Regions from separate parts of the Mus musculus genome. Here region 2 is linked to region 1. Evidence: chromatin loops called from intact Hi-C (ENCODE). Cell type or tissue: left cerebral cortex. All regions are shown on one strand.

Region 1 (8,000 bases):
CCAGCCTGACATGAGTATATCTTTCTGCTCAAATGTCAAGTTTATTCTAATGCTGTAGTAAAAGGGACAGCTTCCAACATAATAAAAGAGAGCTTTTGGCTAACTTTTACAATAACTTCGATAAAACAATGTCTTTCTTTCCCTATTAAATATCTTTTGCAGTGTTTAGACTTAATTAACTATTTAGACTAATGAAGATGAGAGATTAAGAGAACTCCTTCTACTGAGGCTGATTAAGAGCTGCATCATTTAAGAAAGGTCTAGCCAGAAAGTAGTAGCAAGTGTGATGGAAAACCTAGACTGCTGGGAAGAAAACAGCCCATTCACTTAACACTTCTAATGCTTATATACTTAGCTGTCAGCTGACCCTTCCAGTGCCCTTAGGAGTTCACATCAACGGTAATTTGAATCATCAACGACAAAAAGGCTATTTGGGGGCTGGAGAAATGGCTCAGGGGTTAAGAGCACTGACTTCTCTTCCAGAGGTCTTGAGTTCAAATCCCAGCAACCACATGGTGGCTCACAACGGATGCCCTCTTCTGGTGTCTCTTAAAACAGCTACAGTGTACTTATATATAATAAATAAATCTTTAAATTGAAAAAAACAAAACAAAACAAAACAAAAAACTGTTTGGGTGCAATTTGTTAACTATTCCAAGATTGTCCTGATACAATTTTGAGAAAATCTCTTTAAAAAATAGGATTACAAAATAGAGCTGTGTATTTCTTTTTGTGTTACCTAGCATTCAGTAGGGAGGGGGAAAAAATGAAGCATCTAATAAATGCTTAATTTTATATTCACAGAAATCTGACTCTTAAATTATCATCACAGTTAAGCCTATCATACAAGAATTCTACTAAAAATAGTTTATCGATAGCAGCAAACCAGAAAGTGAGTGGAATGATGGAGGCAGACGGAGCAACGGTTCCTCTCTGGCACTTGGGAGTAAAACATTCCATGTAAATGCAAACAAAAGCTAATGATCATCGCTAATGACCATCAGGCCATGCAAGAGCAATGAGCAGACAATCTCCAGGGACCATCTCCATGGCACTATATGCAAACCCTGTGGTCATCACCTCACTGTGAGGAATCATAGGCATATAGAAGCCCTTGTAAGAACAAACTGCTCTGTCCCCCAGATGAAAAGCTTTGTGTGTGCATGTGTGTGTGCACATGTGTGTGTATATGTATGTACTTGCACACTTGGGGAAGCAATATTGAAGTAATAAATGAAGAAGACTCAAAACAACGTCTACAGTTAAACAAAGCTTGATTACACCTTGAGAATTCAGAAGAAAGTAAAGTTAAAGTGATGTGAAGGCAGCTGGAGAGACACTCAGCAGTGAAGAGCACTGGCTGCTCTTGCAGAGGACCCTTGGAGCACCTTCATGATGCCTCACAATCATCTATAACTCCAGCTCCAGGGAAGTCAATGCTCTCTTCTGGCCTCCACAGGTACCAGGCATGCTCATAGTGTACAGACATACATGGAGGTAAAACACCCATACATATAAAAAATAATGTATTTGCAAAGTGTTGTTAAAAATGCATGCATCATATTTCATCTAAAATAGTTGTTTTGCACGTTTTAATATTTTTTTCTTCCTTTCTTTTGTTAAAGATTTTATTTACTTTATTTTTATGACTACACTGTAGCTATCTTCAGACACACACCAGAAGAGGGCATCAGATCCCATTACGGATGGTTGTGAGCCACCATGTGGTTGCTGGGAATTGAACTCAGGACCTCTGGAAGAGGAGCCAGTGCTCTTAACCACTGAGCCATCTCTCCAGCCCGCATTTTAGTATTTCTGAATGGGATACTGAGCATGCTTAGCTGCTCAACCATCTTGGTGTACTTTGCCCCACTCAAAAACAGACCTCTTCTGAATTAACACTGATACTTATTTAATGAACTTATTTATTTATTATTTATTTAGAAACTTATTTAGTAAAACAGTGACTCTGGGTGTTACTGATTATAAATTTATTGTTTAAAATTAAAGGATTATCGTAAAGATTCTCTAAATTCTAATTAAGAAAACAGTAGTGGATTTACTCTGGAGAACAAAAAAACAATCTGCTAAGGACACATGTACAACCCCAGAGCTCCTACTTTAAAGATATCTAAAATTTAACTCACACCATTTTTCATCTGGTCTTTTCCCCACTTCCATTAGAGACAGAATCTGTAGATGAATAAAGGAAAACAGAACAAAAGGTTCCAGAAATTCTACTGGTGAATGGTGTGCCTCCTTCAATCTAACCACTAAGATAGGAAAACTCTGGATTCTAGGAAATTCTGAGAAATGCTGCCTTGGATGGGAAGCAGGGTAAGGCGATTTTTATTTCTAACTTTCCCACTGTGAAATTTAAAAACAGGAACGTGCTGTACACTTTTACTCTGTGCTTGTTTATGGAAATAAAATTCAGATTAAAAACATGTACACAAATGTCCTGTTTAAAAATGATTAAATGACAGCTATAGCCTAGTTACTGCCCACATTGCTAGCATGTTGTATATTCAATAAACTATAAATTAGAAATATAAAACATTGACTTTGACCTCTAGTCTATTTAGAATGAAAGATAAAATAACAAAAAAGTCATCCACCGTCATTTAAAAACAAAAAGCATGGGTCCTCCTTCAAATACAGCTAATTATATGTTGAAACTGTTAACCTCCCTATGCTTAAAGAGGAGACATTACCTGGAGTGACTGTTGCAAGTCCTACCTTTTCTTTGCAGCTGGAAAGCATGCTGATAATGCTGAGACAGACTGACTGCACTGAGAGCGCCGGGGACCAGTCTTCTGTTAGAATGGATAAACAGATATGACCATTGCTATACACATGAGGATGAATGGGAATATTTTCACCAGTAAACATGACCTAAGAAAAAAATGAAATTCCATTAACGCTCAATATTCTCTATTAAAAACCTAAAATATTCTCCACATTTAACAAGTATTATTTTAAGGCATAAAATAAAAACAAACAAATAGATCTCAGGAGCAAATGCTCCCCCATTACCAACAATTCAGTACCAACCTCACTGCATAAATCACCATGCAGTGGGAGGAGCCCACAGGCTGTTTCATAGATTGCACTGAAAATGGTACTAGAAAATGGTAAACTCCAGTTATAAGAATGTTGGGTTTTTTTTTTTTTCAAATTCTACTCAGTCCCCACTAAATACTCATTATTCATCTTTAATTCCAGCAGTTGGCAAGCAGAGGCAGGTGATTCTCAGGCACTGTGAGGCCAGTCCGGACTACACAGTAAGTTCCAAGCTAGCCCGGGCTACACACTGAAAGCATATTTAAAAAAACAAATGCAACGAAACAAGACCAAAAAACCAAATAAATAAAAAACAAAACAAAAAACAAAATGCACTAAAATTCTAAAGTATTTAATTCTGATACTATAACAAAAACCAAATCAAACCTGTTCAGGTGAAATAGAAAATAATAAGGCAGAGTCTAATTGGCTGCTGTTTGCGTCTTCCTCTGTCTACTCCCTCAAGTCGTTGCCCCTTTGCCTTACCTCAGCACAACTGTAATGGCCTTCCTCTGTCCTAACACTTCAAGTAGAGCACCTAAGCATCCAGAGAGGAAAGAGAAGATGTCTGCATGTCTTACAATTCCATTATGCACTTCCCAAGACAACTCAAAGGCAGCAGCAGCAGACTTAGGAACACCTATACGTGGGCCTCTCTCTACTCTGCAATGCTAGACAAAGAACTTGGGCCCACAGACATGCTACGTAGCATGTAAGTGCTCTACTCTGAGCCACAGCTCTAAGAGAAATCACTTGATTTTACATAAAATTCAAATTAAAATAATTCCCTAATCTTCAAGTCAATTTTATAAGGTAGTAATACCATTAGTTCTGTCGTTTTAGCGGTTGCTCCTACCTAGTGATCACACTGTAAAAAGTCCACCACCAGCATCACTTGAGTGAGGGTCTGGTTAAGAATTCACAGTCAGGCTCAGTGTGGCAGAAGACCACCACAGGGGCACCTTCTGCAAAGTCTGAGGTAAGGAATTTTACTTGAGCCTAGAAGTTCAAAGCTATTTTGGGAAAATAGCAAAACTTTCTCTCAAACAAACACTAACAACAATCATAAGTATAAATTCAAAGTTGCCAATTCAGAACCATGAGTCCCTACATAAAACCCAACAGTTCTCAACCTAGATGAACAGACTCTCTCAATCCTTGCAAAACACCAGCTACAGCAAAATAGCAAGGAGAAGCCAAAGTCTAAATTATGACATAACTGATAAAACACTTGTTGGTCTATAGAAAATAGTCAATGAAATCCACCTACCTAGAGTGAGGTATGTCCACATTCAATATAGAATAGATATTGTGAAGTTAAAATAAGCTAAGGCTTTTATAGCTATTTTAAACATATAGCCACAAATCTGATTTTACTAAGATTCTTAGAAACAGTCATATTAACAAGCCAATTACCCATGCAGTTGGCAGTCTGCTAACATTTTAAGTATTACTAGCATGCAATACTCAGTAAAAGAATCACTTTCAAACTTGCTTTCCTAAGCGTTTAAGATCTGGCCACCCACGTCCACCCTCCCCACAGAAGGAAGGTAGAAACAGCACGCCAAGCGTCACGATGAGAGACATCAGTTCCTTGTCTAGCATGACCGCATGGGCTGTTTGCCTGTGAACAGCTGTTCTAGGAAATGCCATTCATTCAGCTGAGATCATTGCTCTTGCCCTAAAAACACCAGCTTTGAACAGTCTTCAATTCTACATTTTCTGAGTCTACTCACAACTGCTTTTTAGTGGAATTTTAGAAGTATGAACCACAGCTTATCACTACATATTTATTTGTAGACTGTGTTACACATGTCTAAAACAGGGATTTACAAATGCCACAGAATACAGATCAGCAGTGTTTTCACTGAGAAGAGAGGCAATACCTTGAGAATTTACTCCCTGGTCACAATTCCTTTTAAAAAGTATCCTCGTCCCAAAGGTCTCTTAATTAAGAAGTCTATGAAAATTGTGCTTTGAAAGTGCCAACAGTAAAAACCTGTCAACTTTTTAACATGGCTATCAACAATCACCAATCATCATAGGCAACCAGATACAAGGGTCCTGACAACTGACTACTCATTCCCAGAGCAAAGGAGAAGCAGTATTCTCCTTGGAAAAACATTGTTACCAATGTCCACGAGCCAGGAACTGGGTACCTACCTAAAGGAAATGCAGACGGAAGAGACAGTGGTGAGGGTGAGAGAGGGAAGCTATGGTGAAAGCAGCAGAGGTCTACAAGCAGAGCAGAGGGCAAGACTGAAGCAGCTAGAACAGCACAGAGACCCAACAAAAATCAAACCGAGTCCTCTGCTGGCTGCAGTGGTTCCCATCTATAATTCCAAAAAGCTGTGGCAGGATAGGATCTTGGGCTATGTAGTAAGACCTTGTCTTAAGAAACCAACTGAAGACAAAATTAATTAATCTCAATCAGGCTTTTAACATATTCCATACATAGCAAATGCAGCCAGCATGAACTTGAAGTAACCAGACATATGTAAAAGGCATTACAGGTCTTCTCCGTTCCCACAGAGAGCTTTAGAGTGCTCGCTGCCACTCCGGCTCTCCACCTACTGTGGGAGAGTAACTGAGGTTAAAGGCTCAATGTAAGCACTGTTTTCCATCTTACTTACTACCAAGTACAGATCAAAGGAGAAACTGGACATTTCTGTTTAACTCGGGCGAACAGGTATTAGAAACTCAAAATGTTGTTTGTGGGAATGTAAAAGTAAACTGGGGTTGCCCTATGTAGCTGATAAAACTGTCTAGGACTGACTGATACAACAAGATCATTGAATACAAGTGATCGGAAACGACAATTCATTTTGGCCTCAGGTCAAAACTAGTTATACAATCATACTGTTCCAAGTTAACTGAAAACTATATATATATATTCCATGCTGCAGAACCCCACTGAGGAAATGGCATTTCAGCGAGGAAGTAAAGGTTCAACTCTAGGATTTAGAATTAGAACTTTGTCTCTGTATTTTTAATAACTTCCTTATTCTTGTAGCTCATTTTCAAAAGTAGACAAGAACTAAGATGTAAGTATCCTCAAGATAATTTTGGAAGCATATATACCTAGTTCACATCCAGTCTAAAAATTTAATCAGGCCAATCTTGGAATAACTTGAGTATTACAAATATAGACCCGACTGAAGTCCAAACTGAAAGACATTAGAGTGATAAAAACCTACACAGACTATCAACAATTACCACTCAGGTTAGGGAGAAAAAAGAGGCCATGAGATCTCCCTGTCACCTAGGCTAGTCACGAACCTCTGGACATAAGCATTTCTTCTACAGCAGATTTAAAAGTACCTGACTCATTACTCAAATCTGACAGACTCTAACAACAGTTTGATCTGACAGCTACCAATATCTATAATAATCTAATATAAAGCAACTACAACTAGACATTTAACTATATACTGCAGTATGTTTACAGTTTACTAAAGTCTTGACATTATTACTAAGAAAAAAGGGATGGAGTTCAGGTAATTTTCATTTATAAAATTCAAAAAATTTCCCAAGATAAAGTAAAATAATTAAAGATCTCACAGCACTTATTTACAAAGAAGATACAACAGTGTTTCATGAGCAGCTTGAAAAAGAAAAATATTACCTAATATATGTCAAGTTAGATCCAAACAGTATACACACATGAACAAAACAAAATCTACAGGAAGGGCAGCGCAGTGGTGGTTCACCTGTGAAAGTCAACCAAACGCCAAATTGTAATTATAAAAACACGTCTATCAGTCATTTAGGTACTAAAGCTTCCTGTCAGGGACAACATAAGACAAGATTTTCTCCTGTGGTCAGTATAACCAGGCTGGTGGCCTACACCTGTAATCCTAGCACACGGGAGGTAGAACCAGGAAGAGCCATGCTCCAGATCCTCCCTTGGGACAGAGAACAAGTTCAAGGCCTGCCTAGTATACATAATGCCATGTCTCAAGCAACAATATTAAAATGTAAATAAAACATAAAAGTGTAATATCTGATATAGAAAAGTTAGGATTAATAACTGACAAAAGTGAGGTCATATAAATACAGGTAACACACAGGTATATTGGGTTTTTTAGGAATGAATGTTTATATCTGTGACAAGAAGAGGCCATGTCTCAAACAACCAAAAGTAAATAAAGAAAATTTAGAAGTGTAACATATGATATAGCAAAGTTAGGATTAATAATAACCTACAAAATAGCTACAAGATCATAAACATAGAGGTAAAATTACAGAGCGATTAGGTTGTATTTAGGAGTGTGTGTGTGTGTGTGTGTGTGTGTGTGTGTGTGTGTGTGTGTGTGAGACAAGCAGACAGAAGAAAAAGAGGGCACAAATTTGAGAAAAAGAGGCAAGGGGGCATGGGAGGAGATGAAGGAAGGAAAAAGAAAGGGAACATGTGATGTAATTACAATTTTAAAAATAGTACAAAAATAACTGGGAATTGAAATGTCATGAGTTTTCAATGCAGAGTTCTCCTGTTAGCATACCAACATTATCTCATTAGCACCTATGGTAATAGTTTTCCACTTTTCCATGATTATCATCACCATGTAGACAAAATTCTTTATGTGTTTGTATGTGTGTGTATATGCATATTTATTTTTATTTTCTGGGTATGGTGTTTTGTCTGCATGTACATCTGTCTGTGTACCATATGTAGACACTGCCTGTGAAAGCCAGAAGAGGTTGCTGGGTCTCCTGGGACTGGATTTCCTGACAGATGTGAATCACTAGGTAGTTGCTTAGAGTGGAACCCAGGTCCTCTGCAAGAGCATACAGTGCACTTAACCACTGAAACACCTCTCCAGCTGCCAAAGATAAACTTCCTAAAAACAAATGAATGTAAATTTGGAAAGTTAACTATCCCTTTGTCATTCATTAATGTCCACACTCCTCACTCATTCTAGTATCTCAGTGTTCTT
Region 2 (8,000 bases), 150 kb before region 1:
GCCTACTGGGGATGCCACAGTGAGAAAGAGAGACACTGGGAAAGGGATAGGGCTGGAGAGATGGAAAATGCCTGGCAAGCCAGACAGGCTGAGGGTATTAGCCAAGCTAGAAGGGGGGATGGGAGGTACTCTGAAAGCATCACCTAAGTGGGGACTAAATCAGAAATCATCCCATACAGGCCAACTCCAGGTAAGTAAGAAGACCACATAGAGCAGCTGTCAAAGGACATAACCTTCCAATGAGACATAAGGGCTTCCTAGCATAAAGTAAGACACACTGAGGAGGAGGAGGAGGAGGAGGAGGAGGAGGACGACGACGACGACGACGACGACAACGACGACGAGGGAGAAGAGGAGGAGGAGGAGGAGACACAGGAAGCCAGAGAGACTAGACAGGAGTTATTTACTTAAGAGTAACTCCTAAAAGAAGTAGTCAGAATTCGAACAGTACCATTTTAAATGGAAACCGTTAATTTCTACTACCAAACAAGGCACTACAAAGCATTAAGTTATATATAAACTAAATTATTATATTCTCTATACATCTGATTAGCAGTAAGTATATAAAACCTTAACAAAGGCATTACAAATACTGATCACATATCAAAGTTCTTATATATAATAATGAAATTGTAAGCCAGGTAGTAGTTGCCCATACCTTTAATATAAGCACTCAAGAGACAGAGGTAGGTGGGTCTCTGTGAGTTCAAGACCAGCCTGGTCTACAGATCGAGTTCTAGGATAGCCAGGACTACACAGAGAAACCCTGTCTCAAAACAAAACAAAACACAAAAGGAGGAGGAGGGCAATGAGGAGGAAGAAAAATTGTTTTTAAATATCAATATCAAAAGCTAATAAAATTATAACAAGACACAAAGTTAAAAGGCAAAATATAGGCAGAAAAATTACAAACAAAATAGATTGACTGTTAATAATGTTAACACAAACATTTGAAAACTAGTCAGGAAATGCAATAAAAATAAATTAAAACAGACAAATAAAAAGATACCTAGTAAGCACCTGAGGACAGCCCTGCTTGGGAGCAGTCAGCATCACAGAAAGCTTTAAAGATCACTTTGTAACTTTCAAGCAAAGTAACGTATTTCAAAATTCAGAGCTATAAAAATAGAAAATGCATTCTCAAATGCTATAAAAAATGAAAACCAGCATTGTCATGGTATTCATCCTCTGTACTTGGCTTTCTTCTATGTCCTGGACATTGCAAACATATAGAAGGGTATGTAGAATATTGAAAATTCCTTACTGTGACAATCCAAAAATAGATATTTCTGAATTTACAGAATGACTTTAGAACATTTCTTTTAAAAAATGAAAATTGCCAAATCCAATTAAAACTCAAGATTTTTTCCTCCAGAGGAAATTATTAAAATTAGTAAATATCTTGGTAACCTCTTTTAATGAAAAATTAGAACAGAATTGTAATATGGTTGAGTAATATATTATTCTTAATTGTAATATTCCTCCTGTAGTGATCTACATCTAGGAAATAACAGAGCTATAAACAATATTTGTAAATAAACATAATAAACCTATTTCTATGATGCTATTTATGTAGGGTATGTGTCTATAATCCCAGGGAAGGAGGTAGACACCAGCTCAGGTGTCAGAACAATGTACACAGGTGAAAATACACCTTGCCAGATGAGGCCATCTATAGCCAGCTCTAAAAGGCTCTAAAAGAACAATTATATGTCACATGGTCTCTACGCTGGGTGAAAAAAGTACCATATCGCACACACAGATTAAACAAGTTAAGAATCAGCCATACTATTCAACAATTAAGAAAGAGAGAACCCAGATATAAGCAGTATTAATAAATCTCAAAACAGAGCAAGAAAACCATCGGTTACAGTAAAAGAAGCCAGAGAGATTATGTGCAGCACATATTTATATGACAGAACTAATCTGTGGCAAGAGATTGAAGATCACTTCTGGCAAAGGGTGTGTTGTGAGCATGGAAATCTAAGGGAACCCTGCCATGATGGCAAATCCATCAAGACACACTTAGGTTAAAAGTCAGTGAAGAGAGAACAGATGCATACATACATGAGGTCATCAAGATATACACTGATGATCTGTGCATTTTATTGTACATATACACATGTATTACAGAACAACTCAATTTCCATTAAATATGTTTATACACAAAGAATAATTTAAAGTAAATCAAAATATTTACAGTAGCGAGCTCTAGGGTAGCAAGATATTTCTATTTCTTTACCATCTAGCATTTTCTACATTCCCTATGATTAGTTTTGTATAAGTTTTACAATAAGGATTGTGGTGGTTTGAATAAAAATGACCCCCATAGGTCTATAGGGAAAAGGCACCATTAAGAGGAGTGGCCTTGTTGGAGTAAGTTGCTGGAGGAACCATATTACTGACTCTTCCTGCTGCCTGTAGATCAAGATGTTTGTAAGCCAGCCCCAATTAATGCTTCTCTTTATAAGAGTAGCTGTGGTCATGGTGACTCTTCACAGCAATAGAACCCCTCACAAGAAAAGAGATCCTGTTTTTATTTTGAAATTTCTACACTCTTGTAAAGTTGCACTTGAACTATCACAACTGTGCCATATGCAACAAAGACTTAGTAAAGCCTCTCCAAAGAAGTTGCTATAAATCACAAAAATGCAAGGCCATTAACGCAGTCATCAAGTCAGGAAAGGCAGACACCAAGTGTACTGTGGTGAGGGAGTGAGAATGCTGCATGGCGGGTCCCGAGGCTTGTGTACATTAGCAAAGAAAGCTTCTGAGGCTACAGAGTTTTGTTTCTGTTCTGCCTTTAACTTCCAACACACTTGGTGAGTCTGGTTTATCTAAACTCCCAAGATGCCCAAGGTCAATTGTGTTCACAATGCAAATATCCTTAGAATGTCAAAAACGTCTGCAATATGCATAAAATAGTAAATAAGAACAAAACCAAAGAAGACATACAAACCTCTGATTGTACATGCCCCGGAAGTTGTAGTTAGCTCTATAATTTGGGAATGGCTTTGGATCTAGTGGCCTGTAGATGGCAGGCTCTCCCCTTTTCATAGCGAGCCCATTCAGTTCCACAGTTGGAGTTATACTACCTGTTTAAAAACATTAGAGATACACAGGTGAAACATTGTCACAACAAACCACACCAGCTAGACTTCAATTAGTAATCTCTGAAGGAGGGGGAGTGGAAGGCCTCTCCACACAGTTCTCTAATTAATATAAACAAAGTTTAAACTAAGTTTTAGCATTTTCTGTACTTAAAAAATTCAACTGTATAGTCATATTATTTAAAACCAAATAGTAACTAGTTTGGATATCAATTTTATAAATACCCCAGAAATGTATGCATATTTAATCATTAAAAATATCACCTGTTAATAATTTTATTTATTTATTCATTGCTAATCAAGGAAGTAAACATTAGCAATTAATACAGGGTTAGCAGTAATGCTTTGACTTATCTGATGATAATCTGTGGGTGAGACTTTCAAAACCTAAAATGCCATCTAATCCCAGGAAATACCAAAAAAACAAACAAAACCCATACAGTCAGTACCTATAAAACCCACCAATGTGCCACCAGATGCCTAAGCATCACAATATAAACCACTCAACAATAAAGCAGACCAGACCCGCTTGCTTTCACTCTCTTCCTTTCCTTGTTTACTTTTTAACATAACAAAACGGTGTGTATTCTGCCCTACCTTTCATTTAAGAAAATAAGATATAAGCATTTATTTGCTTTTTTTAAGCATAAAGCCAAAACTGAGATTTTATTCATAATTACACAAAAATTTCCGGGGGTGGGGGGGAGAGAAACCACTAAAATACAAAGGAAACACAATCTAATTGTGAACTGAGTTTGTGATTTAATGAGAAGGAAATTTTTAACTAATTTTTAAAAATACCAATGAGATTTACTCAAAAAAAAAAAACAGAACAAAACAATCTCAAACTGTTTTCCATATTCATATTACCAGAAGTATGAATTTTAATAGTAACATACTTTAAATTCAAATAAAATTAAACCAAAATAGAGACAAATATTTTTAAAGAAAAAAAAAAAACACAAGTGCACTAAAACTAAACTAAACTGATGGCCTTAACTGTGCAAGTTAATTATTTTAAACGACTTTAAAGACAGCAAAATATTTGTAGCCTAAAGAAAAGGAAATTGAGAAATATTTCTAGCAAACATGCTACTGATGTCAGTACTATTATTACATTATTATACATCCAAAGATAGGTGCAAAACAAATTAAAGTACAAATAACTGTGTTTATGTTAGAATCAGATAATGAAATGTAAAAATCAAATACATGAATTAATCTAAAATATGAATCAAACGTGTAAGTATCTGATGTATCTCTCTCTAAAAACAAAAAGCAGAAGAAAGGTGGTGAGACTGTGGCAGGCTGCTGGCGTAGTGTGCTCAGAGCCTTGGGTTTGATCCCAACGCCATCTGAAGCAGGAATGGTAGTACATGCCTGCAATCCTAGTGCCTGGAAGTATACAAGAAGAGCAGACATTCAAGCTCATCTAAGCAACACACTGACGTAAAAGCCAGCCTGGGCTCTACCACAAAAGTAAATATAAAAAAACTTTAAAGGAATATGGTATTTCCCAGCTCTATCTACTTAAGAGAGGCCAAGCAATGTGTTAGTAACGAAGGCAGCCAGCACATCGAGTGTAGCTTATAAGTGTCACTCCCCATTTAAAGCATGCACACTCCCACAGGAACATCCTTGGAGACATGGCGGATTCCAGGTCTGCACATGATGCTAATGAAGGGAAAGGATCAAACCCTTACCTTGCCTTTCCTGAATAAACCGTATTTGGAATAAGATGGTAAAAAAGAGGAACGTTCATCATATTAGCTGGGATTCCAGCAAAAGGAATGAAGTCCGCCCTCCCTCCCCCTCCCCCCACCAAAAAACAACCAACCACCAGTTTGTTAACTGGTGATAAAATACTAGATATTCTAGACAACAGCAGCACACTGCTACTGTCACCTATCCTAACGTTACTGGAACTTGCTAACTGATTAACTGGACCAATAGCACCAGAGGCCATGGATCAATCTTAAAATCAAGAGACCACCAGAAAATGTCTTCTGATCCAGTGCACCAAGGCGAGCATTGCCCACTGGGGAGCACTGCCAGGGACATCAAGCCTGAAGCCATGCAGCCTTGTTTTCAGTTTTAGGTCCAGAAAAGGCTCTACGACACACAGGTGGGCAGTTGGCGAAGACAGCATGCAGGAAACTACACAGAACTCACGACCCAGTCCAGCAAGCAACCTGCACGCAGAGCAAAGCTGGGAAAGCTCGTCTGTAGAGCAAAAGCAATAAGAAGATCTCTTCTATTCTTCACTAGAACAAGCCAACTCGGAAAGAAATGAACAGCAAGGAGAATCTGCACATTTTTAAATTATTAAAATTAGTATTTTCTTTGCTTGATACTGTGAAGAGCCTTTGCCTTAAAAAGTATTTTTTTATGACAAAGTAAAAACTAATTTGATTTAAAATATTCTAGGGTCAGATGCTTCTGCCTGTAACCCCAGTACTCAGAAAGCTGAGGCAGGAGGATGTGAATTCAGGGCCATAATGACTAGGTTGGGTGTCTTATCTCCCACATGTGTGTGTGCCTCAGGCAGCAGGTGACTGAGAGCTAAGACTAGGTGCATGAGCCCACCAGTGGACAGACAGCAGGGCCTTCCAATAGCTTCTACATAGGTGAAAAGGGTTTTGGAGGTGGTGGTTTGGCTTGGGTTTGGTTTTGGTTTTTTTGTTTGTTTTTTAATTTTGTAGCAAAAAGACACAATGTAACATTGGGTCAAGCTTTATTTTAAATATTAAAATAGATTATTTAATTAAACATATGTGCATATACATATATATGAAACCTATATATTGAGTGAAATTTAACAAAAAATCTGTACCATTTGTTTGAAATATGCCTTTTAGACTATCTACTTAATATTTCCTTTATTACTCAGAGTAGCAATTACTTATTTGATTAAATAGCAATTCAACTAGTTTAAATCCCTAAAATATATATATACACAGACACACATACATACATACATATATGATAGTAAAGAAAAGCGAAGGGAAAGGGAGGCTTTTTTTCTCTCTCCCTCTTTCTATGCGTTCCTGGGGGTAAAGGGAAATACACAGATGGCAGCATGAGCTCAGTGGTGTAGATGTGAAGACTCACATGATCCCCATCCTACTCAACAACATTCCATCATCTCAGGCCTCTCTCCAGGCACTACACAGCACCCTTAGCGACTCACCTGACTCCTGGTGTGACCAATCTGTTTGCATCTTCTTGACAGATAAAGAAACACCACTTTTGTCTTGCTTCTTTCTGCATTCATTGCATATATCAGGAGTTTTTAATATTTTATCATTGAATGAAATCAACAATATGTGTTTGTTTGCCTTACTAACAGTAAAGGAGCAGTATTTATGAGGTCATCTTGGATATTTCTAAATAGGCCACATGATGGTTACTACTCAGTGACTGTGGATACTGATCTAGAGGCAGGGGTGTGGGTCATCCAGCTGACTTCTTTAAATGTACAGGAAGCTGCCCAACAATCTTCCATAGACTTTAACAATAAAGTATAATCCGTGTCTTTAAGTTTACATTTCAAATGTCATAAGGATTTCAGTTTAACAAGTACAATATTTATCAGAATCAAGACTTATGAACTACTTGAATTAAATGGTTTTGTTTGTTTGTTTGTTTGTTTGTTTTGTTGTTTTGGTGGTGCTGGTGGTGTTTTGGTGGAAGCTGAATTGGTGGTGGTGGTGGTTTGGTTTTTGTTGTTGTTGTTGTTGTTGTTGTTTTTGAAGTGAAGCCCTGGCTGGCCTAAATTTTCAAATCCCTTCCTTATCTTCCAGAGTAAGTCATCATCCCAGAAAAACTTATGACATTTTGAATTCCTTTACATAATAACTATTCATCCACAAGTAGAAAAAAATTCAAATGGGGGACTTAAAAGACCCCACCCTAAAGCTAAGGCAATAAATAAGAATCCAATATATTTAAAAATCCCAAGTAGGGGCAGTTAATGTGAGGTGATGCACACACAGTACTGGGGTATACTACATCTACCGCATCACAAACTGTATGTTAGCATAGGTAAAGTATTCTAGCCATCTGACTTAAACGAAAGAAACTCATACAATGTCTGACTTCTCACTTCTGACTAGAAGCGAGAGTACTGCACTCTCCTCAGTGGTATTGGAAGCTGGATTTTGTGGAGCGGAAGCAGAAGGGAGCCTGTGGCACAAGTGAAAGAACCAGGCTCTCGCCACAGGAGCTAAGAGGAGCCTCTGAGAGATGGTCAGCTCTCATGTTCTGAGTGTGAGAGAATCCACTACACAAAGAGGATGACTACTCAAGGTTTCTCAGGTATTAGAGGCTATATGCTTGGTGCTGCAAACACATCTACACTGGGAATTCTTGGATTCTTTTTTAATATTCTCTATTTTATGTACAGGTGAGTGAGCAGTGGATGAGAGCGATGGCGCCACACAGCGTCAGAGGGTAACTGACACGAGCTGCTTCTCTCCTCCCTCCATGCGGATCCCAAGAACTTACCTTCAGCTGCTGGGCTTGGTGACAAGTGCCTTTTACCCACTGCACCATCTCACAGGTCCAGGTTTCAGTAAACATTTTAACTGATACATAATCATACATATTTATGGGTATCTTATAATATTTTGATATAGCTTTAGATCTATTAAAGAGATATCAGTGCTAACTATTAAAAAGTTCAATAACTAGGTATATAGTCATACATAATAATTTTGAATTTCTATACATAAGTGAAAAAGGCCACTACTAGTTTTTTTAAATAGTTTTTTTTTATTATTGGGTATTTATTTCATTTACATTTCCAATGCTATCCCAAAAGTCCCCCACCCACCCACTCCCACTTCTTGGCCCTGTCATTCCCCTGTACTGAGGCATATAAAGTTTGCA

The links. Peaks named below come from ENCODE experiments on the same cell type or tissue, not always from the same donor. Only the 100,000 strongest peaks of a DNase experiment are listed, where the experiment ranks them.
Region 2: it touches region 1 in a loop (2.4-fold over the local background); 5 of 42 quality-filtered maps call a loop at or near these places.

What each region holds. Positions count from the first base shown.
Region 1 is chr1:16,582,537-16,590,536 of GRCm38, forward strand. Ube2w (ubiquitin-conjugating enzyme E2W (putative)) reads right to left here. Exons shown (of 6, transcript NM_025773.4): 4 at 2,740-2,895. Among named protein-coding and RNA genes, the nearest start is that of Ube2w, 33 kb to the right of the region's middle. In left cerebral cortex, no CTCF peak of the experiment used is centred here; a DNase peak (open chromatin) is centred at 4,621.
Region 2 is chr1:16,437,364-16,445,363 of GRCm38, forward strand. It overlaps Stau2 (staufen double-stranded RNA binding protein 2), which reads right to left. Exons shown (of 14, transcript NM_025303.3): 5 at 2,960-3,095. Among named protein-coding and RNA genes, the nearest start is that of Stau2, 78 kb to the right of the region's middle. In left cerebral cortex, a CTCF peak has its summit at 3,034 (motif pointing right); a DNase peak (open chromatin) is centred at 3,053.